3 separate regions of the Homo sapiens genome follow, and regions 1 and 3 are each linked to region 2. A link is a loop called in an ENCODE intact Hi-C map of the cell type or tissue named here. Cell type or tissue: endothelial cell of umbilical vein. All regions are shown on one strand. Each heading gives the region's core, and the rest is flanking DNA. Links, peaks and the distances in the headings are about the cores only.

Evidence for each region. Hi-C counts contacts between places; a loop is a spot of excess contacts. Peaks named below come from ENCODE experiments on the same cell type or tissue, not always from the same donor. Only the 100,000 strongest peaks of a DNase experiment are listed, where the experiment ranks them.
Region 1: a loop joins it to region 2, with 10 times the contacts of the local background. A loop is called at or near these places in 3 of 110 quality-filtered maps.
Region 3: a loop joins it to region 2, with 12 times the contacts of the local background. A loop is called at or near these places in 3 of 110 quality-filtered maps.

The regions. Positions count from the first base shown.
Region 1 is chr9:76,371,699-76,377,767 of GRCh38, forward strand. No RefSeq gene overlaps it. Among named protein-coding and RNA genes, the nearest start is that of RFK, 20 kb to the right of the region's middle. RefSeq lists a silencer at 5,622-5,882. In endothelial cell of umbilical vein, for the core only: no CTCF peak of the experiment used is centred there; a DNase peak (open chromatin) is centred at 3,673; H3K27ac peaks cover 1,534 bases.
Region 2 is chr9:75,888,140-75,894,208 of GRCh38, forward strand. It overlaps PCSK5 (proprotein convertase subtilisin/kexin type 5), which reads left to right and starts at 2,534. Exons shown (of 38, transcript NM_001372043.1): 1 at 2,534-3,234. The coding sequence starts at 3,043. In endothelial cell of umbilical vein, for the core only: a CTCF peak has its summit at 2,613 (motif pointing right); DNase peaks (open chromatin) are centred at 2,462 and 3,232; H3K4me3 peaks cover 3,043 bases; H3K27ac peaks cover 815 bases.
Region 3 is chr9:76,212,990-76,219,058 of GRCh38, forward strand. All of the region lies in intron 20 of PCSK5 (proprotein convertase subtilisin/kexin type 5), which reads left to right. Among named protein-coding and RNA genes, the nearest start is that of RFK, 180 kb to the right of the region's middle. In endothelial cell of umbilical vein, for the core only: no CTCF peak of the experiment used is centred there; DNase peaks (open chromatin) are centred at 2,322 and 3,372; H3K27me3 peaks cover 151 bases.

The DNA.
Region 1 (6,069 bases), core at 696-5,695, 480 kb after region 2:
TATACATATATATATATGTGTGTATATATATATATATATATATATATATATATAAAAGAAAAGACTGGGCACAGTGGCTTACGCCTGTAATCCCAGCACTTTGGGAGGCTGCGGTGGGTGGATCACTCGAGGTCAGGAGTTCAAGACCAGCCTGGCTAACATGGTCAAACCCCATGTCTACTAAAAATACAAAACTTAGCTGAGCATGGTGGTGCATGCCTGTAATCCCAGCTACTTGGGTGGCTGAGGCATAAGAATCACTTGAACCTGGAAAGCGGAGGTTGCAGTGAGCTGAGATCATACTGCTGCATTCCAGCCTAGGCAAGGAAGTGAGACTCTGTCTTAAAAACAAAAAGAGATAAACCTCAGTAGGTGATGCCATGATTAGATTTATCATTCCTATACAGTATTTATGTTTATATAGAGGGCTTGGCATAACAGAAACATCATGAGTTTGGGTGGGAGCCAAAGATTCCTAGGATGGAATTTCAGTTCTGACATTTGCTGATGTGGAATCTTGGGCAAGTTACTAAACTTCTGATTCTCTGTTACATGTGGAAAACTTGCATTCCTGACCTCCCAAGGTTGCTGTGAGGAATGAGATCCCACCATCAATACTCCTGGTATGCAGAAGGGGTTCAATAATTGTTAATTTTCCCTCACCCCTCCCATATCATTTTAGTAGCTGTGTAGCTTGTTAATAATCTTCCTTCTGTGAATCTGTTTTGACAGGATTTGTGAAGCAAGATTACATAAGAGAGAGAAAAGTAGATTTGACTTCTCTATAAACTTAATCTGGAACCAAAGACACACCCACTCAGCTCTTTTTAACAAGACCTTCCTTTTTTCCTCCAAAAAGCAATTACACTCTAATGAGTGGTTTTAAGTAACTAGATCATTAACTGGATTTTCTAACTTGATTTCTCAGCAGACAGAGAAACAAAAGGACTGCTCTTTCAGAAACCCAAAGTGATTTGCTTCTGAACCAGGAGAAAATAAAATACATTCTTGACTCAAGTCATCAAGTTTTGGTTAAAGGGCCAGAAGATCTATAAATACACTGGCCAAGTACTTGACCTCTGGTGAAATGTTTTTATCTCCCCTACAGCTTTTCCCTCTCCATAAAGCAACCATAGCTGCATCCCAGCAGGATAGTCTCTTGATAGAAATCCCATTTATACCTTGATCATCTAAAAGAATGCATGCTTCTACAATGAACCTCTCCTTTCTCTCCAAGTTGTGAAAAACTTGAATGTTCGAGTTTGGCTGCAATGCCACAGGTAATCTTAGGAGTATGCTGAGGACATTGGAAAAGGAGGGAGAACAATGATCCAGTCTTTCTTCTAGGTCAATTTTACTTTGAATGCATGGAGAAAACCCCTTAAGATGCAGGATTTGAAGAGTGCCCTGAGAAAAGAGTTGGAAAAGTGAGCATATCTGCACCACAGAGGTGAAAAGTCATGAAGGCATCCTTCTTTGTCTCATTCTGTCCTCAAATGGCTGTGAGTTAGGGACAAAGTTGCAATAGATTGTGTTCCCGCAGGGAAATTCAGCCAGCCAGTGCCTTGCCAAAAGCAGCAGCAGCCTGGACTTTAGACTTCAGATCAGAACCGTAGTTGTGCAACTGGGGCAGGCAGAGTCAAGAGATTAGGTCAGACAACCAGGTGGAAGCAAATCAGAAACCACAGACTGGGTGTTGCCGGGTTGTCAAAAGGTTGTATTTGGTCTGGATTTGAGAGTCTAGGTCTCAGGCCAACAAGCTTATAAAGGTGGCTTAAACCCTGTTTTCAGTATTGATCTGTTGCTTTAAAAAACAAAAAGGGACACAGAAACCAAATCAAACTGCTAATCAAGAAGTGATGAGTCAAAGGCAGAATCCTTGACAAAGGAGTTCTCAGCTGGACTCTATGATGTATATCCCTGGGCTGTGAGCAACCATGAGGGATCTTTGTGACTGATGCTCTAAGTTGCTCCAAGAACAATGTCTCTCTCTTCCTTGGCTTGTGATTGGAATTTTTATTCCGCATGATCCCTTTGGCTAAACTCCACACTGAGTCCTTTATTGACTTTGTAACTTCCTTTGCAGCACAGCTGTGTAACATCTGGATAATTTTTTGTCCTGTTTTTCTGCTGATTTTCACTTTTAAAGAGATGTTTGCCTATCAAATCAATTTAATCTCCTATAGATGGGTTTCTGATTACCTTAAATAGACTTGTCTCCTGACATTTGTTCGTGAGGGTTAAAGATTATGCACATGAAAGTCTGTCATAAACTATAAGTTGCTACACCAATGTAATTATTTCCTTGTTCACCTGTTATCTGTCCTAGGTAGGCATGCGCCACTTATACTGCAGAAACTGGGAGAAATCAAACAATATTCTCAGACCAACCATCTGGATTTGGCTTCTCAGAAAACGAATGAAGTCAATTGGTAGTGGCAACATAATTTGTGGTGTCCAGTGTAAAAATATTACAAATTTCAAGATGGCAGCAGCAGCACATGGGACCCATATAAGCACCAGGCCCTGGTCAGGCATGGTGGTGCACACCTGTAGTCCCAACATTCTGGGAGGCTGAGGTGGGCGGATCCCTTGAGCTCAGGAGTTCAAGACCAGCCTGGGCAACATGGTGAAATCCCGTCTCTACAAAAACTACAAAAATTAACTGGATGGGATGGTGGGCACCTGTAGCCCCAGCTATTTGTGAGGCTGAGGTGGGAGGATCCTTTGAGCCCAGGAGGTCAAGGCTGCAGTGAGTCGAGATTGTGCCACTGCACTCCAGCCTAGGTGACAAAGTGAGACCCTGTCTCAAAAACTAAAAATAAGCATGAGGCCCTGTGTTGTTGATTGGCCACAGGGCACACCCACAGAGCTGACCCTGATATTCAATATACTCACAGCACTGATCAGCTTGCAAAATGCATCAGCTACTGCATCTACCTCCACCCACAAGTGGATCAAAGAATTTAGATACCAAACTCACCCTGCCTGACCTCCCTGGGCTGTGGTAGCTTTGAGGGGAGGAGAACAGCTCTTTAAGATCTACAAATCATGTAAGCACTGAGGAAGATGGCTTGATATGGAAGGGGAAGAATTTCAGACATGAAAAGCTTAATTAAAAGCAAGCTGGTCTTCAAGTCCAGGATATCTTCATTCCCATTTCAGCTCCACGTGACACTGGCCAACTCATTTGACATAATATATACGGGTATGCATTGTGCGTTATAAACGTGTAAACGCACATGACAATTAAGTGTCAATTTTTACTGTTGCCCTTTCTAATGGTAGTTCTTGGCCCTTTTAGGAGACGCGCCCACATTCTGACCCTGGGCCGCACTAGTGTTGTCACTCTACAGCCTACAGCTCTATACTCTTTCCAAAGCAAGGTTAGGGATGGCTTTATTGTCCCAAATCACAAATCACCCTTTTTTTTTTTCCATTTCTTCTCTGGTTCTTACTCCCTCTGTGCTAAAAAAAACAAAAACAAAAACAAAAACAAAACCACCCTGTCAATTGGTTAATTTCCCATGCAACCTGCTTGGAAGTCTGCAATGCTTTGAACAGCAGGGTGTGGGAGGAAGTGTTGGCCCTACTCACCCTGCCTGACCTCCCTGGGCTGTGACGTCAGAGCTCTGTTTACATAGCTGAGGGACTGGGAATGCTGGAGTGGAGGAAGGAGGTGATGAATGATTCAGGAGGACACACAACATCCCTGCTTTTCTTTCCTGCTGGCTTCTCAGCTGCTCCAAGCAGCAAAGAGAGAAGAAATCGTAAGATTCTGCTCTGTCATTTGGAGCCATCTGTTTCCTTTCTTTTTCCTTCCCTAGAAACTTTTTTCAATAAACAGTATAAAGGAGACACCAGAGGATGTCTACAAGAGCAAATTCATCTTTCTTCAAATGTAGACTTTTGGAAACCTTTGGCATTTACAGAAAAAGTCTCCGATGCTGCTGTTCTTTCCTCCACATCTCAAATGTACTAGAAAAGATGACATGCTTTGGAAGGCCAAGGTGGGCAGATCACCTGAGGTCGGGAGTTTGAGACCAGCCTGACCAACGTGGAGAAACCCCGTCTCTACTAAAAATACAAAAAATTAGGCGGGCGTGGTGGTGTGTGCCTGTAATCCCAGCTACTCGGGAGGCTGAGGCAGGAGAATTGCTTGAACCGGGGAGACGGAGGTTGTGGTGAGCTGAGATCGCACCATTGCACTCCAGCTTGGGCAACAAGAGATAAACTCCATCTCAAAAAAGAAAAGAAAAGAAAAGATGACATGATAAGAGGCTCCCTTATTTACTGCATCTGGCTGAGGTAAAGAGAGCTAATGATTCCTTCCAACAAAATGCACTCAATATATATTTTCTAGAGGCCAGGTGTGGTGGCTCACACCTGTAATCCCAGCACTTTGGGAGACTGAGCTGGGAGGATTGCTTGAGTCCAGGCATTCGAAACCAGCTGAGTAACATAGGGAGATCCCATCTTTACAAAAAAATTAAAAACTAGCTAAGCATGGTGGTGCACACCTGTGGTCCCAGCTACTTGGGAGGCTGAGGTGGGAGGATCGCTTGAGTTCAGGAGTTGGAGGCTGTAGTGAGCTACAATCCCACCACTGCACTCCAGTCTGGGTGACAGAGCAAGACCTTGTCTCTTAAACAAACAAACAAACAAACATCTATTCCCTAGGGACCTACAATATGCCAGGCACCACATGGGGGTGATGAAGATAAAGTCAAATAAATTGGAATTTCTTTTGGAGACTGTATGTTCTTCAAGGTCAGGGATATTATTTTATTCCACTCTGTACCCCTAGCACATAGCAGAATGCCAGCATACAATAGCTACTCCATAAATATTTAAGGAGTATGTATTTGCTCACAGAAATCATTGTCTTGACCTGAACAAAACTGGACTGTGCACATAATTTAGGGAAGAATTTACTGTGTCTTTAAAATCACATTGTTATCTTTGGCCATGATAAAAAAAAATCTCCAGCACCACAAAAACAATTGGCATTTGTGAAGCACATACTGTTTTTTAGGTACCATTAGAAGCACTTTGCATGGATCAGATAGTTTCATCCTTTTAATCATCCTAACAACCCTATGAGGTAGGCACTATTGTTATCCGGGTTTTATGGATAAGACACTAAACCACAAAGAGGTAAAATAACTTGCCTGGCTCCAGAGGCCTTGATCTTGATCTCCCGTATTGCAGCTGCCTAATCCCTCCAAAACCAAGCACAGGGAGAACAAATTAAAACAGGAACTTTTCACTTTTTTGGACCACATTCACAGTAAAAAATAAAATTTACACCAACACTTATTTATAAAACTGAAGCAAAAGTTTCAGGAAACAATATTTATCCAACCAATATATTTTCCAATGCTTTCTAGTTTATTATTATTTTTTAAAAGATGACCAAAATCCACTAATTTGATCTCACAGTATATAGTTTGAGAAACTCTAGATTAGGGAAGAGAACCCAACCCTACGTGGCTGACTCTCAGCTTGCTGTGATGAAAACATATTCTCTTTCTGAACTTTCCCTTTTGGGGCAATTCAATTGCAATGTCTGTAGTATGCCCAATGCCTCCTTTAGCAGACTGCCTCCAAGAAGCATTTCAGACCCTGAGCTTCTGGAAGTCTTTCATCTGTCCCTCTTCTGGGTCACTTTACCTCTCCAGGCTGCCATCTTGAATGGAATCTTCTGCAAATATGACTCCAGTCATATCTGCAGACCTGGTCCATGGGAAGCATGCATCTTTGTCCACCCTCAACCCCCTACAGAGAGGATGAAAGTGCTGCCTTCTCTCTTCCTGCTGTGTTCTCTTGCCAATCCAGCCACAACTTCTCATACAATTCTTATGTCCCACCTCCTAAGCTAGGGGGACACAAGTCAAGCTCCCTGATTGATACTTAAAGGGGATATAGGCGGAGCACACTGATATCTCCAAAGGAATTCTTCCCCCCTCCCCTCTTCAACTCCACTCCCTTATAAATTGAAATTAGTTATGGGCAGAAAGGGTTTCACAATCTTTTAGCATGACCTGGATTTTCTAGGACTTGGAATGT
Region 2 (6,069 bases), core at 640-5,639:
GTTACAAAGTACCTTATGTAGTGGCAACCCTTCTGTGGATCACGGTGAGACAGGTCCTTCCTCCTACCTGAAATGCCCACAATTCTGAATTAAAAAAAAAAAAAGAGAGATTGACTGTCCCTTATATGTGTATTGAGATGTGGACCTTGACTGAAGTCTTATCCCATCTGAAATTTACCATCTTCAAGAGGGGTAATCCAATGTCCCTATGCATAGATGCAGATTGTCAGAGTTAACAGTGTTGTAATAGATTGTGAGCTTTCGGACTCCATGGCTAGGGAAGCAGGAAGAGATGTGTCTACAGGGACTGGCTAGCAGGGAGACTGTACCAAAACTCTAAAGCACAAGCATAGTGCTTATGTTTTCCTCTTAAAAATAATAATAATAGGGCCGGGAGCGGTGGCTCACGCCTGTAATCCTAGAACTTTGGGAGGCCGAGGCGGGCGGATCACAAGGTCAGGAGATCGAGACCATCCTGGCTAACACAGTGAAACCCCGTCTCTACTGAAAATACAAAAAAATTAGCCAGGCCTGGTGGCGGGCGCCTGTAGTCCCAGCTGCTCGGGAGGCTGAGGCAGGAGAATGGCGTGAACCCGGGAGGCGGAGCTTGCGGTGAGCCGAGATCGCGCCACTGCACTCCAGCCTGGGCAACAGAGCGACACTCCGTCTCAAAAAAATAAATAAATAAATAATAATAATAATAATAATAATAATAGGACGGGCATGGTGGATCATGCCTGTAATCCCAGCACTTTGCGAGGCCAAGGCAGGCAGAGCATTTGAGATCAGGAGTTCGAGACCAGCCAACCCTGTCTCTACTAAAAATACAAAAATTAGCCAGCCTGTAATCCCAGCTACTCGGGGAGGCTGAGGCAGGAGAATCGCTTGAATCCGGGAGGCGAAGGCTGCAGTGAGCCAAGATCACACCACTGCACTCCAGCCTGGGCGACAGAGCGAGACTCTGTCTCAAAAATACATACATACATACATACATACATACATACATACATACATACATACATACCTTCAATAATAAACCACATTTACTCTACAGTATTCAGAGATTCTGAATTCCACTAATTTTTTGTGCCTCCCCCTTCCCCTTTCTCCAGTGTACAGCACAATTCATTGCACATGCTAGGTGCTCAAAACAGATGTGTTGAATCAGTCAAATAAATAAACGAATAAAATACATACACTTCTGCACATGTTTTAGTTCTTCTGATCTTCTATTTCTTCAGCTATAATGTGGGGATGATGTTATTTTGTGGGTTTGTTTTCAAGATTAAATAATATAGCATACCTTATACAATATGTAAAATGTCAAATGCTATGCTCAAAGGTACTAGTGGAATTTTAAGTCTGCAGGTATCTTTCAGATTTTAAAAAATCAGTACCAAAAGCTATAGGTGGGATGAGTTAATTAATCTCAAACACATTTAAATTAACAGGAAGAAAGAAATAGGGCATGGTAGGAGGAGAGAAAGGAGGACAGTTAGGGATATAGTGAATACTTTTAAAGTCAGTTGAATTATTTCATACGGGATAATTTTTCTTGTCACAGTAAATCACCCTGTGCCCCACCCCCGCTCCAGGAAGGCAGGGAGGTTGTAAAGGAGAAGCGAGAAGAGGGTTAATTTGAGCTCCCTCCTGCCTGCTGCAGTCACAGTGCATGATAGAGTAATGAAGGTGACGCCGCCACATATCTCATCTGAACTTCCTCTGTGGTCTTTTTCATATTAAAGTCTTTCACTGTTACAGGACTGTGCTTGGAAAAGTTGGGAAACTTTTCCCTTGGTGGAGAAAAAGAAGCCCTCGTCAGACGCAATCCAACAAATGAATGGAGTTATTTCCTTGGCCCAACATGTCCATCCACTAGCACACCAAATATTCATAGAAACATCTTTCCTCACTTCCAAGGCCGGAATTGTACTCTCCCGTGGCGTTGCCTAGTATCGCAGATTTCGAAAGTGAGCAGGCAACAGACTTGGCTTTCGAGCCAATTCTAGGAGTCGATGCGACTTACTGTCCTGTGTGGTAGCTTCTCCCGGGAGCAGAAAGTGTAAAATAAACAGCTGCTGAAAAGCATGAAGAATTAACGAAGTGAAAATCTCGAGTTATTTGTTCGGCAATTGACACGTAAGTGACCTCCTTAAATGCCTAGTTATTTAAGGACGTTTAGAACGAGGATGAATGAATCTTCAGGGCGGTTAATTCGCACCGGCGTGTAAATTTCTTTAGTCTTTCGGGAAGTGGCGGTAAATTCATACAAATCCAGCAGGGAGGGAAGAGAAGGGAGTAAAACCACGATCTCGGAGCGCTCTTCTCAGTCCTTTGGAAAGACTTGCCTTTACTGCCCGGAACCCTGGAGGTTACAGCTGGGCGAACCCGGAGGCGCTAGGACCTCGTCAGCGCCTGGCTGCGGCCGCTTTCAAGAGGGCGGAGGAGGGAGAGGAGGAGGGCGATGTGGGAAAGGAGGGGTGTTAAGGGGGGCGGGGGAAGTCATTTATGCAGAGCAGGAGCTGCTGCCATTGCCACTCAGAATCCTCGCGCGCTGCTCGGAGCCGGAGGGAGCGCTGGGAGCGAGCAAGCGAGCGTTTGGAGCCCGGGCCAGCAGAGGGGGCGCCCGGTCGCTGCCTGTACCGCTCCCGCTGGTCATCTCCGCCGCGCTCGGGGGCCCCGGGAGGAGCGAGACCGAGTCGGAGAGTCCGGGAGCCAAGCCGGGCGAAACCCAACTGCGGAGGACGCCCGCCCCACTCAGCCTCCTCCTGCGTCCGAGCCGGGGAGCATCGCCGAGCGCCCCACGGGCCGGAGAGCTGGGAGCACAGGTCCCGGCAGCCCCAGGGATGGTCTAGGAGCCGGCGTAAGGCTCGCTGCTCTGCTCCCTGCCGGGGCTAGCCGCCTCCTGCCGATCGCCCGGGGCTGCGAGCTGCGGCGGCCCGGGGCTGCTCGCCGGGCGGCGCAGGCCGGAGAAGTTAGTTGTGCGCGCCCTTAGTGCGCGGAACCAGCCAGCGAGCGAGGGAGCAGCGAGGCGCCGGGACCATGGGCTGGGGGAGCCGCTGCTGCTGCCCGGGACGTTTGGACCTGCTGTGCGTGCTGGCGCTGCTCGGGGGCTGCCTGCTCCCCGTGTGTCGGACGCGCGTCTACACCAACCACTGGGCAGTCAAAATCGCCGGGGGCTTCCCGGAGGCCAACCGTATCGCCAGCAAGTACGGATTCATCAACATAGGACAGGTAACGAACTACAGGCTAGCCCAGCCCTCGGCCCTGAAGCCACTGGGGGCTTCTTGTCCCCTCTGCGTGGAACCCCCTCCCCCTCTTCCAGATGTGCTCTAGCAGCTGTTGCCCTAACTCTTGGGCGATGCTCTGTCTCCTGCGCGCGCGCGCGTACGCACACACACACACACACACACACACACACACACCCCAGAGTTGCCGGGTCCGTGTTTTGTTTACTTGTCTTTTCCAAGCCACGCGGGACTGGTAGGGTCTCGGGAAAAATCCAGAGTGCCCCCGTGGTGGCTTCAGAGACGGCTGGACCTTTTGACCTGAAAAGTCGAGTAGCACTAGTAATCTGAGGCAGTCTCAGAGAGGGTGATCGTGGGGAGAGGGGGAAATTAGGTCTTTTGGGGGATAGGGGGTGAGCGCGCCTCTGATGCCTGCGGGGAAGGGAAAGCCTTTCCTGCTCGGACCTGAATTTAGCCCAGAAAGAAGTTTCCTCTTGGGCGAGAGAACCTCTGGCGCTGGAGACTCCGGAGGCGCGGGGACTGGAGCTGGAAGGGAGGAGAAAGGAGGGGGAGGGAAGAGGGGGCCGGCCCCGGTGTGAGTGCAGATTTAGGGGAGACCTCTAGGCTTTCTCGCCTTAAGCGAGGTCCGCGTGGGGGCTCCCGGAAGGGAGTTGTAGTGGGGAGGTGGGAAACTTCCGAAACCGGCTGGCTGGGTTCCGCTCCGGGAAAACGAGGAGTCTTACCCCGGGACGGAAGGTGCCGGGCCGGGAGGTTGCGCCGTGGGGCGAGAGTTGGGCAGGCAGCAGGGGCGCGGGGTTTTTGTGGGGTGCCGCTCTCGGGCTTTTGGCAGAGCTCTCCTGCTAGGGAGAAATGCCCATAAACTAAGGTGATGCTATGAGGATGATTGGAAGCGTAACAGATTTGGAAGTACTCCGGGTTCAGTGGTCTTGGCTTTCTGGTTCTCTTCCCCCGACACCCCTGCGAGAAATGGGGGTAGAGAGGGCTATGAAAGTGGGTCCCAGAAAGTACCCCCCTCCACATACACACCGCAAGCATCTTTGGGGTTGGCCGGAGGGGCGGGCCCTGGCTGGGCTCAGGCGAGAATCCGCTGGAATGGGAGGTGAGGATGATGGATGGCGCCTTTCCAGCAGGCGCGCTTTGGGGACTGCCCGGGGTGCACGCACCCTGCGTGCTCTGCCAGGGGGAAGGGAGAGGGAGGTGCTGGCTGGTGCCGGCGGAGTGGGAGAGTACGGACAGTTTCTGAGGCCATTGCGTTCCACGCCCAGGAACCCGGGGACACCCCCCGCCCCTCCTCCCCGCCGCCTGGGGGATGCGGCACCTGGAGAGGAGGCAGAGCTGCTGTCGCCGCGTTTAGAAGGAGCTGGGGAGTGCGGGGAGTGTTCAGAGGAGCAAGAGCACAAGATCTTGCTCTTTGCCCGCCCAGAGGGAGGACATATTCCAGAGAAGCCAGCCCTGTGGAGAACTGAGACTAGGGCAAGGGGCACGGTTTGTATTCCCTCCTGCCCCTGGAACTAAGGAAGTAAGGGAAGCCAGCCAGATTTTGTTGCTTGAGTGACTGTTATCTGCGGAAGATTTCCATTCTAAAGGCTCGTTGGGATTCTACTGGCTTCTTTTTCTCTGGAAGAAAACACTGAGTCCGTTCAGGTCTTTTTACATGAACTTAAAGTTGGGCACTGCCTATGCCCTGGGAATGGAACTGGGGAGGCTAGCACTGAAAGTAGCTAGTACTATTAATCTTTCCAGAGATTCATCTCGGGTTCTGCTAACATTGAACATCTCACACATGACCAGGCATTTTTGGAGGAATAAATTCTTGAACATACCCTTCTTTCTTAATCTCAAAACAACCTTGTTTGGTGAATATTACCTCACACACAGGAGATGAGGAAACCGAGACCAGCTAGACAGTGGCAAAGCAGTGATTCAGACCTGCTACTCTGACTGTTGCAGGCCCAGTCCCCCATGGATCCTGCCTTTTAGGGAACCCTTCCATGCCATGATGAAGGAGGAAGGAAGTAAAATCTCCATTTCCTTGAATTCTGATTTAATGGCTCAGTAGGCTGGAAGCAAATATCTGGTCTCAGTTCACAGATATTTAGTTCAAACGCACCTAGCTTTCTTGACTTTAACAAGGGCAGAAACAGCTGTTACCTTTCTGAATTAATTGAGCAGAACTGGTATATGACAGAATCTGGCATAGCGAGATGGGAGAAATTGTCACCAAATCCACTTTTGAACAAGCAAACATTGCAATGTCCTGCAACCTCTGCTTGACTATTTACAAAAGGCCTTATAGTGAAGATTCATGGCTTCTCATTAAAAATAATAATGCTAAGAAAGTTTACATACAAATAACACCAAGGATGATTTATTGTGGTTTTACAGCGCCAATGAGGAAATTTAGTGCTTATAGAGGTTACAGAGGACCCCTTGAACCAGTGTAAAAAGATCAGCTATTCTACAGTGGAGAGCATTTCCTCTGTAGATCAAAGGAGCTTAAGCCTATGCTAAGTCTTTGGGGTGGTAAATGGAGTTCACACGTGCAATATCATTGCACTGTACAGGCCAAATGTATTTCTTATTCATCCTTTACTGCTCTGACCTTTCAACACTTTAGACATCCTTTTGTTATTCTTTCCATCAGTAAACCAGCTGTGGATCAGCTGAGGGCAGTAACTAATTTGCAGATGCGTCTGGAATGTTCTGTTTTTTACCCATTTGGGCTTGGGGTCTCATCTTACGTGTTGCAAATTGGAACTGAAACTTGTTATTATTTCTGCAGTCATTTACTATCCTGGTAGTATTTTTTATATCTTCGGTA
Region 3 (6,069 bases), core at 361-5,360, 320 kb after region 2:
ACACTTTGAAGTTTCCAAAGCATTGTCACAAAGCTATCATTTGATCCTCCAAGTGGAGCAGAGAACTAGGCAGGACATGTATCATTGTCATTTCCACAGAAGTGACTAAGCCCCACGGGGTTTCACCGACCTACTCAAAACCATGCGTCCATGCCTTGGACTCAGATCTTCTCTCTTTTCATTATTCCCATAAATATCATTCTTTTTGTTCAGAGAAGCTGATTCTTCTGTAATGACCCATGTATAAAATTTCATGGGAGGCCAGATTTAGCCTACTACAAAGATATTTCAGATAGTTGAAGTTTTCCAAAAATGGAAGAGGAGGTAGTGAGTTCTTCTTCCTTTTCGGTATTCATTCAAACACTGAGCAGTCACTGGCTGGGCTAGAAAATCATTGAGGGAATTCAACCCATTCCCTGGGGACAGGGTAAATAAAGGCAGCTAGAGTAGATGAGCTCTAAAAGCCATCTGTCCCTGAGATCTGATGGCTCAATTTTCTGGGGACCACTCTGTCCTCACCATTTTGGTTGTAGTGGTTCCACTCCCTCACCCTGGCTTACTGCAGCCATCTCCTGGTTGATTTTCTGGACGCTGTCTTTCAATTCATTTAGTCTCCCTTGACCAGGGTGATCTTCACCAAAGTTGTGCCCAGCATAGACTTTATCTCTTTCTAAATCTTCAGTGACTCCCTTTGACCAGCTGTACCCACTTGATACCCCTCTAACTGATGTTCCGTTATCTGTCTACATCCTCCATCCAAGGTCATTTTTCATTTCTCTCGAACTCAGTTTCTACTTCAGTCAACCCAATCATTTGCCTGCTCCCAGAGACATCAGACTTATTCTACCTTCAACCCTTTGCTTTCCTTGTCTCTCTCTGAAACATTCTCCACTTTCCCTCCTGCCCACTTAACCACATCCTCCATTCTTTCATGCCCAAGGCAATCTGATTTGCAGTTCAACAAACAAAAAAATGGAATGAATTCCTCACACTTAGGAACAATCTTCCACTCATACAGTGAGGCCACGGAGACCCCAGAATAAGCAAGAGATGGCCCTGTCCTCGGGGAAGAGTATAATCAGAACCAGCTGCTCTGGACAAGACTTAGATTTGAACACTTGATTCTACATTGGCTAGTTTTCTTGATAGTTGATGTGAGCTGATTCTATCCCACAAAGGGTAGAAAGTGAGCCTTCTTCCAACACTCCACGCCCCATGCAAGAAAATGGTAGGCAAGCAAATAGTTCCAGATTACATGATTGAGGAGTCTAGGATTGCATGTTTGACTTTTTCCCCACATTCACTCACACACACACACGTGCACACACACACACATATGTGTGTGTGCACGCAGCCCACCAGTGATTTGAATTTCTAGGATATTGGAAGGGGGGTGCCATTTAAACATGAAATCTCATCTCTACTACTTTCTTGAAAAAGGGTATGTATAGCAAAACTCTGGTTAAAAGAGGAGAGTTTGGAGTCTGACTTCTTGGTTTAAGTCCCAGCTCTGGCAACAGCTAGGTGACCTTAACAGACCACTAATGTCTCATTGCCTCAACTTTCTCAACAACAACAACAAAAAGCAGGCCTTGGGGATGATTTAAAAAACAAGCAGTATACAATGCCTTTCTCCCAACAGGGTCAAGTTATTGTAAGGATCAAGTAAGTTAGTATTTGTGGAGCACTCCGAACAATTCCTAGCATATGGTAATCATGAAATAAGTGTTAGCTGTTCTTATTATTACTAATTCAGTGACCTTGGACAGACTGCTTACATTTCCTGAGCCTTGGTTTCCTCATCTGTAAGAGGAGAGCAATGCTCACCTCCATAAACTGGCTCTGAGAATTAAGTGTGAAAATATTGAGAAAGCTTTTCTAGAAAAGCTTCCCTTATCTTTGACCCAATGCCTGGACTTACGCTCCCCAAACAATACAACTACAACTTTCTCCTCTCCCTACTTCTTTAGCCATTTTGCAAGTCTATCATTCATGCTACTGTTGTAAGCTGGTTGTTTTTATTCCATAGAAAATGTTGGCCTCTGACAAATTCATCTTTAGAAAATTATAACCTAAATGACACTAGACAATTGCATAAGCCAAAGACTGTTCAAGTTCCCCAAGCCCACAGGCAGCTTTTCCACAGCCCATCCCTGCCCATTTTGGCAAACTGTGAACAGCAGAGAGAGGAATTGGCCTTCCCCAGGAAAATTTGGGGCCCCAGGCACATCATACCATGTAAAATCTGGTTAAGATAAATATCAAGAGCAGCCTTGAAAGCAAAAAGAAGTCACAGCAGGTCAGACAGCAGCCAGAGGGAGTTTGGGAAGGGGAGGAGGGCCTGAGTCACCAGCTCTGCCTGAGATGATCACTAGAATCGAGTTTCCAGGGAAAGGCAGGCTTCCTGAGCTGTGGATGCTAAGCCTGCCTGGTAGCTGCAGACCTAAGCCATGGGCTGGGCTAGGCTTTGAAGGCCCAGGACCCCCGATATGGGGCCCAGACTTGTTTCACTGGTTGCTTGTTCCCTAGAGATGCTGCTAAAGAGGCCACCAAGGGGAAAGTTACTTAACTAATTCAGGAAGGTGTGGTGGCCTCCAAGGGAGACGCTGAGGGCCTGCTTGGGGTGGGCTTGATAATAATGGAGAGTGGAGGCCAGGTGTGGTGGCTCATGCCTGTAATCCCAGCACTTTGGGAGACCAAGGCAGGCAGGCGATCCTTCTCTGTAAGGATCACCTGGGGTCAGGAGTGCAAGACCACCTGATTAACATGGTGAAACCCAGTCTCTACCAAAAATACAAAAATTAGCTGAGTGTGGTAGCACACACCTGTAGTCCCAGCTACTCAGAGGCTGAGGCAGGAGAATTGCTTGAACCTGGGAAGCAGAGGTTGCAGTAAGCCAAGATCACACCACTGCACTCCAGCCTGGGTGACAAAGCATGATTCTGTCTAAAAAAATTAAAAATTAAAACAAAAAAAAATGGGGACTGGAGTCAGACTCCAAGGGGGAGAGTTTGAAGGCACTGCAATCGGCTCTTCTACCAGAGGGACTGAATTGTTCTAGAGGCCACATAGACTTTCTAGAGCTACAATGTTTCTAGCAAAGTCAGAGGTTTTTTGCAAGCTCCTCCTCTGTCCTCTACATGACTCCGCAGGACTTCTCTGTAGGACTAGGCTGAGAAGGCAAGTTCTCAGGTCCATATGGTGGAGGGAGACAGAGGCTACAATGCCACTGGTGGAACCCGGCGCTCTACAGCATAGATGGGGTAGAGAGAAGCATGTAGAGCCTTGAAAGGAGATATCAAGGCATTCAGGAAAGGAAAAAAGAGCAAGAATGCATTGAGTCATACCACTCTGAAATGTTTTGATGAGTCAAGCATCCTCTCATGATGTTATTAATGTCAAAGAAACAATTCCTTGGGTTTATATTGAGGTTGCACAAGTTAGCTCACAACCAATTCCTGACCACTGTGCTAAGAGCTGGGTGAAGATCAGTGAGTGTCACAAACAATATTATATTACTCTCAAGAGCTTCCTCCATAAGGCAACAAGAAGGATAATATTAAGCAATAGAGGAAGAGCTGACCTGCCTTTCTGTCCAATATTGGTTTAAGATGCCCACAATTTTTTAGGAAGTGAATTGTTCTAGAACTGTAGATTTAGTATTGGGGGTCAAAGGGAAGGGGGCTGCCATTTCCTGAATAGAACTTTGGTGCCAAATAGAACCATGCCTGGTTGACTTCTTAAAAGTAATACAATGGTTAATACAATTGGAGTCTGTTTTCTTAAGGGGTCCCTGAAGAGTTGTGGAGAAGAAATCCTTTTGAAATATTTTGTGTATACTTACTACGCATTTCTTTTTTTGTTTGTTTTTGAGATGGCGTCTCGCTGTCACCCAGGCTGGAGTGCAATGGTGCAATTTTGGCTCACTGCAACCTCCATCTCCCGGGTTCAAGCAATTCGACTGCCTCAGCCTCCCAAGTAGCTGGGACTACAGGCATGCGCCACCACTCCTGGCTAATTTTTTGTATTTAGTAGAGATGGAGTTTCACCATGTTGGCCAGGCTGGTCTCAGATCCACCTGCCTCAGCCTCCCAAAGTGCTGGGGTTACAGGCGTGAGCCACCACCATTACTATTACCCAGCCATTACTATGCACTTCTAAATCAACCACAGTATGAGAAGGAATAATATTACCTGATATTAGGCAGGAGACAAACAGGAACTAGCAAAGTTTGGAGCAATTGAACTCATTTTATAAAGCTGAAGAGAGATTAAGTACATTATTCAAAGCCACCAGACAATAAGAAGTGAGTTGAGCGTTGAGTGTTTCTAAAGGTCTCTCTGGTGTTTGCTCTCTGGTGTTGCTTATCTGAGGGACCCAGTTTTACTCACTGGAGTAGCAACAGCTGAAAATTATTGAGTGCTTACTAGTGTGCCAGTATGTTTCAAAGCACATTTCATGTGTTAACTAATTTAATCCATCTGGCCATTTTCTTAGCTGTGATTATCACCATTTTACAGATGAGCTGACTGAGGCTCAGAGAGGTTATGGAACTTGCCCAAGGTTACACATGTAGCCAAGACAGGGCTGAGGTTCACATCTAGGACACCTGGTTCCAGATATAGGCACTTCAGTTCCCCACCTCTTGGGGGAAGGCATGCTTCCAAGTGGGGAGAAGATAGCTCATCGTCATCCGAGCACACAGTGGGAATGAGAGGAATCTCAAAAAGGAGAAAGAGCCATCCTCTCTACTGTGGAACCAGTGAGGTTCTAGTCCTGGATTCCACACTCTGGACAGCCTAAAGCTCTGATAGGATGCAAACCACGGGGAAGGACGTTAGTAGGCAAGGAAACACCTGAGCTCTCTGACACCTGGATTTGGAAGCCTCCTGCCCCTCCACACCACATTCCCCACCCCCATCCATACAAACGCCGCTGCCCTCACTTTCATTCTCATCTGTTTATGTGCTCCACCTCAATGAGGTGGGAAGGACTGTACAATGTGTCCTGATACCTGCCAAGTAGGGGAGCCCCCACCCACTCAGTGAAGAAGCAGGTACAGCCCAAGTGCAGTGAGCAGTCCATAGGGGGACCAAGGATCCCAAGTTCTGAACCTGACTTGATGAAACTCTGCTGGGGAAAAGCCCCATCTGATGGAGATTCACCTATTTCTGACCGACTTTGACCTCAGCAGCCTAAGAAGGGCACAGCCATGGCTCTGGAATTTTCCACAGCACAGTGCAGGAAAAGCTGGCTTTGTTTGGTATAGGGAGGCTGTCTCCAGGCGATGCTAATAATAAAAAAAAGAACGTGTGTAGGTTGCATCTGAAGCCCAATTGCTTTGCAAGGTCATTGTGCTTGGTCTGGAGGGTCATTAATTTTAGCTGCCTCATTGCCACCCACATATGCAACCAATACATTCCTCAGGGGCAGGAGAAAAAGCACAATTTGGGATCCAGTCTGACCAGGGTTTAGATGATGTTCACACAGGATTAACATTCTGGTGCTTAAATTCCTTGATCAAATGGAGCTGAGACCCCTAACTACCCTACATTATTATCTAATATTTAATGAGATAACACAATTAAAGAAACAGAATCATAACTAACCTCTGTCATCCATTCTTCTGGTGCTGTAGGTCTGTTTTCTCATTTGATCCCCACCACATCCTATGAGAGAGAGAGAGAGTATTATCCACATTTACAGAAGAGGAATGTCCGGGAAATATGTGATTTGATTAATTTCACACAGCTGGAGAAGGAAGGGACCCAAAAATGTAACCCAGGACGGGATGACTCCAAAATGTGTGTCCTTACCCAATGTAGTGCTTCTTACGATGCTGACCCGCAGTAGGCACGGAGCAAACCTTGATTCCTGTCTTTATTTCCACACTTCGTCTTTTTGAAAGCACAATTTGGTCACTCCCAATAAATCATTGGGCAGCCCAACGAATCAAATGCTTCTTCAGTCACCAAGGGACAGAGGCATCCTGGGTGCCGCATTCCATACAGACCTGTCACTGGGCAAACCTGCGGATCTCTTAGACAGTGTTAATGAGAACCGGTGAAA